Linked DNA regions of Homo sapiens: region 1 is linked to region 2. The links are chromatin loops, found by intact Hi-C in ENCODE. Cell type or tissue: mesothelial cell of epicardium. All regions are shown on one strand. Each heading gives the region's core, and the rest is flanking DNA. Links, peaks and the distances in the headings are about the cores only.

What was found. A loop is a pair of places that touch in the nucleus more often than their neighbours do. Peaks named below come from ENCODE experiments on the same cell type or tissue, not always from the same donor. Only the 100,000 strongest peaks of a DNase experiment are listed, where the experiment ranks them.
Region 1: it touches region 2 in a loop (35-fold over the local background); 7 of 110 quality-filtered maps call a loop at or near these places.

What each region holds. Positions count from the first base shown.
Region 1 is chr9:129,195,518-129,200,892 of GRCh38, forward strand. The region is part of intron 1 of LOC105376289 (a long non-coding RNA gene); the gene reads left to right. Among named protein-coding and RNA genes, the nearest start is that of IER5L, 20 kb to the left of the region's middle. In mesothelial cell of epicardium, for the core only: no CTCF peak of the experiment used is centred there; a DNase peak (open chromatin) is centred at 3,090.
Region 2 is chr9:129,302,403-129,307,735 of GRCh38, forward strand. All of the region lies in intron 1 of LOC107987133 (a long non-coding RNA gene), which reads left to right. Among named protein-coding and RNA genes, the nearest start is that of LINC02913, 16 kb to the right of the region's middle. In mesothelial cell of epicardium, for the core only: no CTCF peak of the experiment used is centred there; DNase peaks (open chromatin) are centred at 1,499, 2,359 and 4,779.

The DNA.
Region 1 (5,375 bases), core at 67-5,066, 110 kb before region 2:
GGGCTGAGTTTGCAGTTCAGGTCTGGAGACTCCGGGCCGCAGGGCACCTCAGGGGTCTGTTCTGCCGCATCGAGCCCTTCACTCCTGCATTCAAGCATGTTTCTTAAGTGGCCGCTCTGTGCTGGCCCCTCTGCTGACGGTGAGGGTCTCCGACGTGGCCTGGTGATGAGTTGGGATTTGTGGTTAGCTGCGACTCACAGAAACCCAACAATGATGACTTGAGCGGGAAGCACACGGTGCTGTGGGAGGCAGTCAGGCCTGGGCAGCCTCTGGAGACGCCCTTCTGGCCACCTAGCACGTGGCTTTCCTCTTTGTGGCAGAAAACGGCTGCTTCACCTCCAGCTCTCAGGACAGCATTCCAGGCAGGAAAATTGGGGTGGTGATTGGGAAAGGGTGAAGGGCAAAGTACAAAAGGCCCCTGCCAGGTGAATTCCTCTTTTTTTCAGAAAAACAATTGATTTCCTGGTCATTCTTAGCAGGAGACTCCTAATTTCATCTCATTGCTAGAATTAGGTAAAGCAGCCCAGCTAGCTGCAAAGGAGTCTGGGAAGTGAGTATTTGTATCTGGGCATATTTGCCCACTTGAACAAAACAGGGTTCTGTTAGGAAGGTAGCTGGGGACAAAATGGACACCGAACTGTCCAGCAGCGTTCTTACTCAGCGAACAGGGTTTCTGCCCTCAAGGCGCACCCACATCTGCTTGGCCACATACATTTGGACCTTTTTGCTGGAGCACGAAGTAGGATGTTGCTGGCATGTGCCCTGGAGGGATGCCCAGCAGTCTCCTACCATCTCCAGAGGGAGTGTCCTGTGCCCAGCACAGTGCCTGGTGCGTGGTAGGGGTCCAATCAATATTTGCTGTGACTCAAGGGAGGAGTTTCTAGATAGTAGTGTTTCTGGTGCATTTTCCATGACCCAGACCAGCTTTAAAAATTTTTTTGCATTGTATTTATTTATTTTATTTATTATTATTATTTTCTGAGACAGTCTCACTCTGTTGCCCAGGCTGGAATACAGTGGCATGATCTTGGCTCACTGCAGCCTCCTCCTCCTGGGTTCAAGCGATTCTCCTGCTTCAACCTCCTGAGTAGCTGGGACTACAGGTTCACGCCAACACACCTGGCTAATTTTTATGTTTTTAGTAGAGACAGGGTTTCGCCATGCTGGCCAGGCTGGTCTCGAACTCCTGACCTCAAGTGATCCGCCTGCCTTGGCCTCCTAAAGTGCTGGGATTACAGGTGTGAGCCACCGCACCTGGCCTTTCTCTTTCCTTCCTCTCTCCCTCCCTCTGTCTGTCCGTCCCTCCCTTCCTTCCTTCCTTCCTTCTTTCCTTTCTTTTGAGACAGAGTCTCACTCTGTCGCCCAGGCTGGAGGGCAGTGGTGAGATCTTGGCTCACTGCAACCTCCGCCTCCCGGGTTCAAGCGATTCTCCTGTCTCAGCCTCCTGAGTGGCTGGGACTATAAGCACATGCCACCACCACGCCCGGCTAATTTTTGTATTTTTAGTAGAGACGGGGTTTCACCATGTTGGTCAGGCTGATCTCGAACTCCTGACCCTGTGATCCACCCATGTTGGCCTCCCAAAGTGCTAGGATGACAGGCGTGAGCCACTGCACCCAGCCATTTTCTTTTCTTTTCTTTTTTTAGAGACAGGGTCTTGCTGTGTTGCCCAGGCTGGAGCAGAGTGCAGTGGCGTCATCATGGCTCACTGCAGCCTCGTCCTCCCCGGCTCAGGCAATCTTCCCATCTCTTGAGTAGCTGGGACCACACGTGCATGCCACCATGCTTGGCTAATTTTTAAAATTTTTGTAGGGGCTGGGTGTGTTGGTTCATGCTTGTAATCCCAGCACTTTGGGAGGCCAAGGTGGGTGGATCACTTAAGGTCAGGAGTTCAAGACCAGTCTGGCCAACATGGTGAAACCACATCTCTACTGAAAATACAAAAAATTAGCTGGGCGTGGTGGCGGGCGCCTGTAGTCCCAGCTGCTCAGGAGGCTGAGGCAGGAGAATCGCTTGAACCCAGGAGGCAGAGGTTGCAGTGAGCCAAGATCTCACCATTGCACTCCAGCCTGGGCAACAAGACTGAAACTCCGTCTCACAAAAACAAAACAAAAAAATAAATTTTTTGTAGACAGATCTTGCCATGTTTGGCGAGGCTGGTCTCAAACTCTTGGCGTCAAGTGATCCTCCGCCTTGGCCTCCCAAAGTGCTGGGATTACAGTTATGAGCCACTATGTATGGCCCAGTCCAGCTTTTGTATTGGTTTACATGAGGCTTTTAGTTTGGATCTTTATTCAATGCCTCTTCTGTGGATGAGATGGTGTGGGGTACAGAGGCAGGGGTGCTAAGACCAGCCCCTCCTGCAGGGAGAAGGCCACGATCCTCCCTGACTCTTGTGGGGGCTTCCGTAATGCCCAGTACTGAGTCCCCTACCCTGGGACCTGTGCTCTGCCTCTGGAATGGAAGCCACTCTGTAACCCCTAAAACCAGAGAAATTGGCAGCTGCTCCCTTGGCTGAGAACATCGCTGACTCCAAGTGCCCCAGTGCTCTCCACTCATCATTTCACAGACGACCCTGAGGGAGGCAGGGCCAGTGCGGCCTCATTCCACAGACGAGGAAACAGTCTCGGCCACTTGGCCAAGGTCCCAGAGCTTGTAAGGAGCAGATCTGGGATTTGAACCCAGGTCTGTTCAATGCCAGAGTAACTGCCCTCTGTCCGGGCTGGCTGACACCACCCGTCATTTATTAGGCAGCAAATGGTTATCCCGTCCTCTGGGCTTAGGGCTTATGGCTGTGTTTGCGGGGTGGGGATGGAGTGGGAGGCGGGAAACATTCCTAGTGGTGGGAAACCAGATGTGGGTGCAGGGAGAGACGCTGGGAGAGGTGCCAGGTGTCAGGGGCCACGCTGTGACATCTCCTCCTGGTGGAGGGTTCCAGCCCAGGGCAGGGGACGGAAGCTTCGGTGGCCCCTACGCTGAGCCTGGCATCTCTCGGGTCTCCTAGTGCTTAGAGCTGACACGGGGATCAGTGCTTGGCTGGCGCTTGCCAGAGGCAGTGTTTCTCTCCTTCCTTCTTCCCTTTTTTTCTGAGACAGTGATCTTGGCTGTGGCGCCGAATCCGCTCTATGGGAAAAACTTGTTTTTGTCGGTAAACTCGAGCGTTATGACTCAGAAGACACCCAGGGAGCAGCCTCGTGGTGTCAAGGGGCCGCTCTGCTAATGAGCTAATGCTTAGGAAGTGCTTTGAAGACGAAAAATTCCACACGAGGGTTGAGGGTGTGTGCTGTTATTTGGGGGAGAGGGTGAATAGGAGGATGAAGTGGAGGGAAAGGGGCAAAATCTTGCTAAGGAACAGCCCCCCGAGACCCTCGGGCTGCGCGGCAAGGCTGGCTTTGCGTGTTGCTGATGCAGGCGTCTGTCTGGGCAGAGGCACCAGCTGCCCCTTTGTTCAGAACAAGGCAGATCTGAACTGGGTGGGACACGCGGCTTTGATTTAGTTTTTCTTCCGGGGGAGGGGGCGGGCTGGGGTGGGAAGGGATGGGACTTGGGTGACTCCTGTCGTCTAGCCTGAGATCTTCCAGTCTGGAAGCAGCTGCTGTCATTCATTCATTCAACAAACACATCGACCTGCGCCAGGCATGGGCCATGGAGCAGGAAACGAAGATAGTCCCTGTCCTCTTGAAGTTTATGGCCTGGAGGGGGAGATGACATCTAACAGATGAAGACGTCAACCACCTTGCAGTTAGAATTGTGAAAGGGTGGCGGCAGAGAGACACCTAAAGTCATGGGTGCGGGAACCACAGATGTCCCAGCCCAGGTCTGGGAGTGCCAGGAAGGCTTTCCCAGGAGGAACAGCTCAAAGGAAAGAGTGGGGGTTTCCAGCTCCCAGGCAGAGAGACAGGACACATCAGCAGAGAGATTGGCATTAATTAATACACTGAATAAATGGCCGGGCCTGGTAGCTCACGCCTGTAATCCCAGCACTTTGGGAGGCCAAGGCGGGTGGGTCACCTGGGGTCAGGACTTTGAGACCAGCCTGGCCAACATGATGAAACCCCATCTCTACTAAAAATACAAAAAATTAGCCGGGCGTGGTGGTGGGTGCCTGTAATCCCAGCTACTTGAGAGGCTGAGGCAGGAGAATAGCTTGAACCTGGGAGACAGAGGTTGCAGTGAGCCAAGATCGCGGGACTGCACTCGTCTGGGTGACAAAAGCGAAACTCTGTCTCCAAAACAAAACAAACAAAAAAGACACTGAATAATTCATCCAGCAAACCTTTATTGAGTACTTACTATATGCCACACACTGGGGACACAGAGGCACTCAACACAGGCAGCCGGACTCCCTATGGAGCTGCCGTTCTGTGCACCAAGCAGATGAAGAAGCAGGTAGAGAAAGCAGCAGACAGCAGTAAGGAGTGGTGGGGAAAAGAAACCGACTCATGGGGTAGAGGGGCCTGGGGAGGCTCCTACAGATTGTGCGGCAGAGAGGGAAGGCGTTTTTCAGGACGTGGGGTTTAAACTGAGACCGCCAGAGTGGTAAGGAAGAGCCAGCAGCCTCTAGCCGGCCCAGCCAGTGCAAAGGTCCTGAGACAGGAATAAGTTCAGTGTGATCAGAGAACTAAGAGAGGCCAGCGCAGTGGCGGGCACGCAGTGAGCCCCAAGGAGAGTGAGAATGCAAGTTCTGCAGGGGTTCCTCGTGAAGGGCTGGCTGTGTAGCATAAGTATTACGTTCATTGTAAATAAAGAAACTACTAATACAGGGGCTTATACAGACAGAAGATTTTGCTTTAGCCAATGATAAGCCTTCGGTGGGTAGTCGGGTTGGTGTAGTAACTTACAGATGGCACGGCCACCCCTGCTCTATCTTCCCTTTCACTGTCTTCAGTGTGGAGGCTGTGTCCTCACAGTTGCTGCCTCATGGTCACAAGATGGCTGCGGCACCTCCGGGCCTCACATCCATGTTCCAGGCAAGAGGAAGGAGAAGGAGCAAAAGGCCGAAGAGCAAAGAGTGAGAGGGCCTTTTCCTTGCCAGCTCCATCTCTTTATTCAGAAAGGGAATTGCTCCTCAGGGACTTTTGTTCTAACTTACTGGCTAGATCTGGGTTACATGGCCACCTTGGACAGCAAGGAGGCTTGGAAAATCGAGGTTTTCTTTTGTTTGTTTGTTTTGTTTTTGAGATGGAGTTTTGCTTTTGTTGCCCAGGCTGGAATGCAATGGTGCAATCTCGGCTCACTGCAACTTCTGCCTCCCGGGTTCAAGTGATTCTCCTGCCTCAGCCTCCTGAGTAGCTGGGATTATGGGCCCCTGCCACCATGCCTGGCTAATTTTTTATATTTTTAGTAGAGATGGGGTTTCACCATATTGGCCAGGC
Region 2 (5,333 bases), core at 1-5,000:
GAGAACTCTATATCCAGTGGTTTCACTGGTGACTTCTATTAAACATTTAAGAAAAAATAATACATCAGAAACTCTTACAGAAAAAGGAGAAAGAGGAAACCTTCCCACTTGTTTTGTGAGGTCAGCATAACCCTACCGCCCAAACCTGACAAACACATCACAATAAAACTACAGAACAATATCCCACAAGAACATAGATGCAAGCATTCCTAAGAAAATACTAGCAAATTTAATCTAGCAATATATTATAAGGATAATACACTAAGACCAACTGAGTTTTGTCTCAGCAATGTAATATTGGTTTAATGTTAAAAATTTAATCAGTGTAATACACAGTATTCACAAAATAAAGGAGAGAAACCATATGATCGTTGAAAACACAAAAATGTTTAAATAAAACTCAATGCTTATTCAATGTGTATACACACACACACACACACACACACACACTCTCTCTCTCTCTCTCTCTCACCAACTAGAAATGGAAGAGACCTTTCTCAATCTAAAAAAGGACATGTGGGCTGCACACGGTGGCTCACGCCTGTAATCCCAGCACTTTGGGAGGCTGAGGCAGGTGGGTCACCTGAGGTCAGGAGTTCAAGACCAGCCTAGTTTAACACAGTGAAACCCCATCTCTACTAAAAATACAAAAATTCGCTGGGTGTGGTGGTGGGTGCCTGTAATACCAGCTACTCGGGAGGCTGAGGCAGGAGAATCGCTTGGACCCTGGAAACAGAGGTTGCAGTGAGCTGAGATCCCACCACTGCACTCTAGTCTGGGCAACAGAGCGAGACTCTATCTCAAACAAACAAACAAACAAATATACAAAAACAAAACATAAAAACGGCATGGATGAAAACTCTACAGCTGATATTATACTTAATAGTGAAATAGTAAACACTTTCCCCCTAAGACCAGGAAAATGGCAGGGATCACAGTCTCTCTATATTATTGTGCTGAAAGTCCTAACTGGTGCAATAAGACAAAAAGAAAAAAAAAAAGAAAGAAGAAAAGGAAAAAAAGAGAAAGAAATAAAAAGCATGAAGACCATAAAGAAAGAAGTAAAACTGTCTCTCTTTACAGATGAGATCATTCTCTATGTAGAAAATTCTAAGGAATCTGCAAAACAACTACAATAACTTAATAAATGAATTTAGCACGATTGTAAGATATAAGATATATATATGTTTATATATAATTGATAATTACATATCTGTGCACTGGCAGCAAGCAGAAATGTTTTTTAAAATTTCATTTATAAGTATAACATACTTAGTAATAAACTTAGCAAAAGAGAGAAATGAAAGAAGCCCTAAGATAAACAGAAAGAAATTGTGTGCTCGTGGGTCAGAAGACCCAAGTTAGTTAACAGGTCAATTCTCCCTGGATTGACCTATCATAATCCCGGGAGCATTGTGCGAATGCATAAATTGGCCCAGCTCAGTGGCTCACGCCTGTAATCCCAGCACTTTGGGAGGCCGAGGTGGGTGGGCCACCTGAGGTCGGGAGTTCGAGACCAGCCTGACCAACATGGAGAAACCCCGTCTCTACTAAAAATACAAAATTAGCTGGGCGTGGTGGCACGTGCCTGTAATCCCAGCTACTCGGGAGGCTGAAGCAGGAGAATTGCTTAAACTCTGGAGGTGGAGGTTGTGGTGAGCCAAGATTGCACCATTGCATTCCAGCCTGGGCAACAAGAGAGAAACTCCGTCTCAAAAAAAAAAAAAAAAAAAAAAAAGGAGAATGCGTGAATTGTCAATCTCATTCTAACATTCATAGAGAAGAACCTAAGTTAGCCCTCCAAATCTTGCCGTAAGTTGAAGAACTTACAGTACCTGATTTCAAGACTAAAGAACAAAGGCCAAAAAAAGACTAGATTCATGGTATTGACTAGAGAGTCCAGAAGTAGGCCCACATTTATACAGCACATTGATTTTTGACAAAGGCATCAAAACAGTTCTATGGGGAAAAGCAGTATTTTGAATAAATGATGCTGGAACAACTGGATGTCAGTATTGAGAAAAATGAATGTTGAATCTTCAAATTATACAATAAATTTAATTCAAGGTGGATCGTAGGTCTAAATGTAAAAGCTAAAACTGTGAAACTTCCACAAGAAAACACAGGGAAACACTTTCACGATCTGTGAGCAGTCCAGAATGTCTTAGATGGGACAGCAAAAGCAACAAACATTTAAAAAATCGATAAATTGGGCCTGGTATAGTGGCTCATGCCTGTAATCCTAGCACTTCGGGAGGCTGGGGTGGGTAGATCACGAGGTCAGGAGCTTGAGACCAGCCTGGTCAACATGATGAAACCCCATCTCTACTAAAAATACAAAAAAATTAGCCAGGCGTAGTGGCGGGCACCTGTAATCCCAGCTACTTGGGAGGCTGAGGCAAGAGAATCGCTTGAACCTGGGAGGCGGAGGTTGCAGTGAGCCAAGATCGTGCCATTGCACTACAGCCTGAGTGACAGAGTGAGACTTTGTTTCAAAAAAAAAAATTGATAAATTGACTTCATCAAAATGAAAAGTCTTTATTGTTAAGAAAACTAAAAGGGAAACCACATACTTTGGGCAAATACTGCAACCCATATATCTGATAAAAGGCTAGTATCCAGGTTATATAGATAATCCTGTAACTCAATAATAAGAGGGTTTATGTGCTGGAAAGATTTGAACAGACACGTCACGGAAGAATGCATATGAATGGCCAATGAACACATTTGAAAGTGTTCATCGTCATTAGTTATCTGGGAAATGCAAATGAAAATCCATGAGCTACTACTGCAGTCCCACCAGAACAATGGTCCCCAACCTTTTTGGCACCAGGGACCAGTTTTGTGGAAGACAACTTTTTCATGGCCAATTTTTCTATGGCTGGGGGTTTGGGACGGTTTTGGGATGAAACTGTTCCACCTTAGAACAGGCATTAGTTCAAGTCTCATCAGGAGGGTGCAACCTAGATCCCTCGCATGCACAGTTCACAATAGGGCTCACGCTTCTGAGAGAATCCAGTGCTGCCACTGATCTGGCCGGAGGTGGAGCTCACGCAGCAATGCCCCCTCATCAGCCACTCACCTCCTGCTGTGCGGCCCGGTTCCTAACAGGCCATGGACCTATACCAGTTTGTGGCCTGGGGGTTTGTGACCCCTGCACTAGAATGACTCCAATTTTAAAAGACCGATGGCACCAAATGTGGATGAGGATGTAGAAAAACTGGAACTCTCATAAATCACTGATGGAAACATAAAATGTTACAAGTACCTCGGAGAAAGTTTCACTCTTGTCTTATAAAGTAAAACATACATCTACCCTATGACCCAGTAATGCCACTTCTAGATGTGGTCCCAAAAGAAATAAGTGCACATGTTTGCAAAAAGATTTTTATGTAAATGTTTGTAGCAGCTTTATTTATAATACCCTCAGACTGGAAACTGCCCAAATATCCATTAACAGAAGAACAGATAAACAAATTGTGGTATATCCATACTATGGAATACAATTCATCAAAAAAAAAAAAAAAAAAAGAGAGAATGAACTATCAATAAACACAACAACACAGATGAATCACAGACATTATGTGGAATGAAAAAAGCCAGACACAAAAAGATACAAATTGTGTGATTCCACTTATACAAAGTTCTGGAACAGGCAAAACTAATCTATGGTGAAAAAAATTAGAAAACCGATTGCCTGTGGCGGTGCAGGATTGGCTGGGAAGACACAAAGTAACTTTCTGGCATGTTGAAAAGTTCTTGATTTTGCTAACGTGTGGGCTTCAGGTGTATGCATTTGATAAAATACGTAAAACCTCATAAAATGGTACACATGAAATCTGTGCATTTGTAAATCGTGCATTTGTGAATATGTAAATTTTACCTAAAAAACCCTGAAATGTAAACAAAGATTCAGAATAACATTACACAGGTCAGCAGTCACAACAGCACCTTGGCCACCAGGACTATGAAGAGTGCTCAGCTGCCTCTGCTCGGCCACCCTGTGACCGGGTTAGGGCAGAGCTCTTTGGGTCTGACCACACTTGCTTACAGAATCACAAGACAAAGTCCTCCACATTCTGGAGACGGAGGCTTCCTGGACGCTGCCTCTGCCACTGCATTGCTTTGCCTTGGGTAGCCAGGCAGTAGCTCACGCCTGCTCTCCTTCACAGGCACAGCCGGCTCTTTGTCCTCTGATCAACCTGATCGTCATAGGACCAACCTCCTCTGTACAAAGATAAATGCTGTTCCCCTCAATCAGTACTGACCTGGGAAACAGGGCTTCTTGGTTCTAGTCACAAGATTTGCCTATGAGGCCCGCACTTTGGGAGGCTGAGGTGGCAGGATCGCTTGAGCCCAGGAGTTCGAGACCAGCCTGGACAACATAGCAAGACCCTGGCTTGACAAAAAAAAAAAATTATCTGGGCATGATGGTGTGCACCTGTAGTCCCAGCTATCTGAGAGACTGAGGTGGGAGGATCGCTTGAACCTGGGAGGTTGAGGTGACAGTGAGCTATCATGCCACTGGACGCCAGCCTGGGTGACAAAGCGAGACCCTGTCTCAAAAATAGAAAGAAAAAAAAAGATTTGCTTGTGATATTTGGGCCACTCTCATTCACGTATTCATGAATTACCAAATATTTTTTTGAGCCAACCCTGCTGTAGGTTCTTGGGACACATGAATGAGCAAAACACAGGAAAACTTTTGTCCTCTTCCAAGTGGGAGGACACTGATGGTGGTGCACAGAGTAATGGCCCCCAAAGACGTCCACGTTCTGATCCCTGGAAGCTGTGAGTGTGCTACTTCATGTGGCCAAAGGAATTCTGCACGTGTGATTAAGTTAGGAATCCTGAGATGGGGGGATGATCGTGGATTATCTAGTTGGGCCCAAGGTAATCACCAGGGTCCTTATACGGGTCGGGGAGGAGGGTCAGAGCTAGAGGAGGCGACGAGGTGAAGGAAGCAGAGGTTGGAATGATGCCTTTGGTGGAAGGAGCCATGAGTCAAGGAACGTGGGTGGCCTCTAGAAGCTGAAAAGGCAAGGATGTGAATTCTCCCCTAGAGCTTCCAGAAGGAATGCAGTCCTGCCGACACCTTGATTTCAGCCCAGGGAGACTCATTTCAGACTTACAACTCCCAGAGTTACAAGATAATAAATTTGGGTTGTTTTGAGCCACCAGGTTTGTGGTAATCTGTTAGAGCAGTGACAGGAAACTGACTTAAACAATACACCTACTACCTAAGCAGATTATCCATGATGCGTGAGAAGGTAATGGAACAATAATTCTGAGCTCCTCTTTGCCTGGGAGAGAGGCGGCTGTTGGGGTGTCTG